Linked DNA regions of Homo sapiens: region 2 is linked to region 1. Evidence: chromatin loops called from intact Hi-C (ENCODE). Cell type or tissue: endothelial cell of umbilical vein. All regions are shown on one strand.

What was found. A loop is a pair of places that touch in the nucleus more often than their neighbours do. Peaks named below come from ENCODE experiments on the same cell type or tissue, not always from the same donor. Only the 100,000 strongest peaks of a DNase experiment are listed, where the experiment ranks them.
Region 2: a loop joins it to region 1, with 2.2 times the contacts of the local background. A loop is called at or near these places in 2 of 110 quality-filtered maps.

Annotation. Positions count from the first base shown.
Region 1 is chr18:61,634,799-61,637,298 of GRCh38, reverse strand. No RefSeq gene overlaps it. Among named protein-coding and RNA genes, the nearest start is that of LINC01544, 110 kb to the left of the region's middle. RefSeq lists an enhancer at 1,339-1,388. In endothelial cell of umbilical vein, a CTCF peak has its summit at 1,318 (motif pointing left); DNase peaks (open chromatin) are centred at 998 and 1,228.
Region 2 is chr18:61,991,262-61,993,761 of GRCh38, reverse strand. No RefSeq gene overlaps it. Among named protein-coding and RNA genes, the nearest start is that of RNF152, 100 kb to the right of the region's middle. In endothelial cell of umbilical vein, no CTCF peak of the experiment used is centred here; DNase peaks (open chromatin) are centred at 401 and 1,231; H3K27ac peaks cover 2,500 bases.

The DNA.
Region 1 (2,500 bases):
AGCATGTGTGCTCTTCAGAACGCAGGTTTCTTAAAGAAAAGGGAGGAAATTCAGTGATTGAATAGTTTGGGAGGTGCTGCAACCAGTCTGCTCCTCTAGAAAATGCATGGTGTTCATACACTGCCATAGTGGAGGGCCTGCAGCAAGGAACTCTGCTTAACTTTGTTTATAAAATAAAAATGCTTTTGAGCGGGGGACGGGAGAGTCCCCTGATCTGGAGAAAAGTAACCACTCCCTAAAAAATGGCCAGAGGAGCTCCCAGACAGAAATCCCATCCTACTTCTTCCTGCTTTGGTAAGGAAACAGGCACAGGGGAATGCACATCGTGTGGCATCTGGGGAGACTGGAGCCCCTACCCAGTGGTTCCCTGGTAAAGGTCTTGAAGATGAAAATTGCCCACTTGAGACCAATAGGAACTCCCATGCTTGGTTCAGCCCTGACTGGTAGAGATTTCCGCAAAGCTTCATTCAGAAGCTTGGTCTGGAGGTGAGGAGGGGCCTGTTTGAGCTCTCTGTCGATGACCAACTCTTCCCAGTTGACCAGGACTCTCCCAGGGTTAGCACTCAAAGTCCTGAATTCCAGGAATCTCCTCACACCTGGGCAAACCTGGACATTTGGTCACCTTAGCTCTCTCAGAAAAAAGACAAAGCATTCAATCCAATCTAGTTTTTAAAAGAAAATAAGAACTAGAGGTCTGTCCACAGGAGCTGCACAAGATTGCCTTTAACCTGGGTAATTCACCCTCTGCTTATTTTTGTTGCCTTTTAATCTGTTTCCTGGTAGTAAATCTCAGAGAAGAAAATGTACCGTGTGTTTGCCTGGGGCTGGGTGGGGCGTGGTAGCTGGGGACAGCTGGCTCAGAAGCCAGGGAAATCTCTTAAGGTGAGAGAAGCTGGTTGCACCCTGGGGCCTGTGGAAAGAAACAGCAGGCCAGCTGGTCTGGGCCCTAAGTGCCCCCCTTCCCCAGAGGCTGCTTAGCCCAGCCCTCTTCTACAGGGCTTCAGCCTGCAAGGGCCTTTCCCTGCTCCCTTCACTTCAAACCTTCTTCCCCACAATGCACTGGAGTGGATTAATTCCATGCTTTGCACTGTTTCACGCTGGGGAGGGAGTACGGCTCTGGGAAAAACATTAAAATGTGTTCTTGGCTCTTTTCACACCACACTTCTTTTCCTTGCTCCTTCTCTTCTTTCATCTTTGCTCCTTCTCTTCTTCCATCTTTGCCTTCTATCATTTTTATTTTTCTCTTCTAGGACTCAATTTTAAGTCCCACCACCGTCAAGCCCAAGTGCCACTACCGCCCCCTTGTGTTTTCTTGATGGAAGAACGCAGCCCCAGGGCTGCCCACACACCTGGAGAAAACTAGGGGTGGAAAGGTGTGATACATTTTCTTACCCATCATAAGGGGCACAGCTGACACTCCTATAGGAAAAGACAGGTTAACAAGAGGAAAGTGTAACAAATTATTTGAATCAAAGTTTTACATAGCGCAAGAGCCTTCACAAATGAAGACCCAAAGACCCAGAGAAAACCATCTATTTGTATGCTTACGTTCCATGAAGAGTGGACAACTATGTCAAAATGTGAGTGGACAAGGGGTGTGATCTAATGGCGATAGACCGAGGCAGGGGGACCCAGCCAGGTATGTCCAGACTCTTTTTGGCCTCTCTATGTAGGCTTTCTCCCCCGTATGGGGCAGAATCTTTCTGGAAAGAGAAAGGGAAGAAGGGAAAGAGTGACCTTTTCAGACTTTATGGCTTGCTTTGGGGAAGAGGGATCTTAGCTTTATGACCCACTGTTGCGGGAAGTCAGGGACCCCGAACGGAGGGACCGGCTGAAGCCATGGCAGAAGAACGTGGATTGTGAAGATTTCATGGACATTTATTAGTTCCCCAAATTAATACTTTTATAATTTCTTATGCCTGTCTTTACTGCAATCTCTGAACATAAATCGTGAAGATTTCATGGACACTTGTCACTTCCCCAATCAATACCCTTGTGATTTCCCATGCCTGTCTTTATTTTAATCTCTTAATCCTGTCATTTTATAAGCTGAGGAGGATGTATGTTGCCTCATGACTCCGTGATGATTGCGTTAACTGCACAAATTATAGAGCATGTGTGTTTGAACAATATGAAATCTGGGCACCCTGAAAAAAGAACAGGATAACAGCAATGTTCAGGGAACAAGAACCCACCTTGGAGAAGGGGGATTTTGGTTTCTATGATTTGCTTCAGGGGGAGAAAGAAGACAGGAGAAGATCAGAGGAGAGACTGCTTCTGAGGCCACGTCTGAGGCCTTCCAATCTCCTCCTTTAGTTCAAAGTACTCAGCGTGCCAAAGCACCATACTTTGGGGTAATGTTTTTTTGAGCCCCAACAGAACCAAAGACTGGATGTATGAACAGTTGTGAATAGCTAGAATGCCGATTGATTAAATAGGGTTGGCAGGCCAGGCATGGTGGCTTGTGCCTGTAATCCCAGCACTTCGGGAGGCTGAGGCA
Region 2 (2,500 bases), 360 kb before region 1:
CATGAAATAATGTTTGGAAGTTGTCTTGTACGTAGTTAGCAGGATTTAATTACTTAATTCATTTCTTTTAGGTTTGCTTGGAAAGCCAAATGTCAAGAGATTTTGTAGTGGCACAGAAAAATAAATTCAGTCTTTTCTCTTTCCATCATCTCGTAAGATGCCAAACTGACTGGTAATCAAGACCCCAGGAGAAAACATACGCTCCAGACACCAGCTTCATCTTGGCAGTGGTCTCAGTTGGACTTGAGAGTAAATAGGAGATGACAGCTGAATCTGGTGTGGAGATTCAGGAAGGTGGTTTTCCTGGAGGACGTTAACTGGAAGTTTATAGATTGCAAATAATGATCATTGTTGTAAATACATGAGGGTAGGGGAGAGAGGAAGCATTTTGGAGAATAAAGTTCTGAAATTCCTGGACAGGATTGAAATGAGAATTCAGAAGTACTAGAGCTTAGTATCCTGTTAAGGAGATCATGGCTGCCTCATTGCTACTGTTCTGCAAATTTCTTTAGCAATTCCTTTTAATCAGTCACGTTTGAAATTGTCACTGCAGAAAATGTTTTCCCAGTGAACATGCTTCGATATATGCTGACTAATAATAGTGAAACCTTATCTTTGGCATGTACTTTTGGACTGTTCAAAGTGGTTTCACATTTATAATTGCATTTGCTTTTCAGAATGACCTTCAGAGGGAAGTAGGGTATTATTATTCCCTTTTTAAAAATGAGGAATCTGAAACCACAAATTGCATAAGGAACTTACCCAATGTTCATGGTTATTAAATGGAAAAGAAAATTTAGATTTTTCTAGTCACCTCTTTTTTTGGGAGACTATTTTGTTTTCTCATTTTATATTTTCTCTCTCAACAGTTTTGTGTCAGCCCACGCTGTTTCTGGGGTCACAAGAGACAAATATTTACCATTTCTCATCCTGCACATTTTTTGGAGGCTGTTACAGAAAATTGACAACACTCTTCATCCATTTGATCTAAGACTTGCTGAAGGCTGAGACTTGAACTCTTCTGTCTAAAGGAGTTGAGGGTGGAATTATTGAACCCATGGTCAGGACCAGATCCCCCCTTTTTTCCCTACACCTTAAGTCTGTTCACCTTCTAATTGTTGCAGACTAAGATGTCAATTCAGTCCCTTCCTTTTTCTTTTTCAGGGGCTATTGACTATGGTAAAATCCAGTGTCCTTCACAACAAACAACACTTTCTTTCCCTGGTTCAGAGCATTTCACATTCCTTCCATATTACTCAGCCTTCTACAGTCATTTTGAGGCACAGACCTGTATGTGCCTTCTCCCCTCCCCATTTTCCTTCTCATTTTAGACAGGAAATCACCCCTCAGAAACCCTTGGGTGAAGAAAAACAATGTAATGAATAATATGTAGGACATCTTATGAAAGTGCCAACAACTTTTTGCAAAGGCCTCAGCGTTCTCATACTTTTACTGTAGTTTCATTTATGTATTTTAGCATTTTATTAGTAATTAAAGTTGATGATTGGTCAAATCTCTCTAATGTCTCAAAAAGACTGTTTGGGTTATTTCCACTTTGTAACAAATCATCTCAAAGTTTAGTGGCTTAAAACTACAGCCATGTATTTGCTTGTGATTTTGCAGTGTGAGTGGTTCTAGTCATCTTTGTGTAGTTTCCCATGCAGCTGGAGTGGCCTGGGGGCTTGAATGGGACAGGAACATTGAAGATAGCATTTGAACTAGGTTAGATAATGTCTCCCCAAAGTTTATGTTTATGCAGAACCTCAGAATGTGACCTCAGAGGTTTAATTTTCCAAATAAAACTCCTTTTATTTGGAAAGAGGGTCTTTGCAGATGTAATGAGTTAAGACGAGGTCATGCTGGATTAGAGTGGCCATGTGTCTAGCTTCCTAGCAGGGATGGCTGGAGGATCTGAAGCCTGAGTTTTCAGACTTCTAGAATCTCTCTCCATGTGGTCTCTCTACCAGGCTACCTGGACCTCTTGACATAAAGGCTCGAGGTTCCGAGAGAGTGAAACCTGAAGCTTCCAGGCCCCTTATGGGTTCAGCTCAGAGCTATCACTAGGTTACTTCTCTCATGTTCTGTTAGTTAAGGCAAATTACAGGGCCAGCTCCAATCAGGAGGAGGAAATCGAGTCCACCTATTGATGGAGGCACAAAAGGCATCTACAGGGTCGAGAGGAATTGTTGGTGTTCATCTTTGGAGTCAGCCTCCAGGAAGGATCATGGAGACCTGAGTTTGAAAGGGCATTTTACTGCCTTATAGAGCCTCTCAGTGTGAGTCACCATATAGACTTCTTTCTCTGACAGTCTTCTGGACTTCCAAGTCATGTCTTTGAGTGTCAGCCAGCCCACTCCTTCATGTCAGCCCTGCCAGCTGGCCACGTGGTGGTCCAGAAGGCAGCCCATGCTGAGCTTCCAGCATCTAGGATTTGGCATGGGAGTGCGTGCAGTTGCCCATTGGGAAGATAATGTGGCATTCCTTGTGGAAACAATTATTG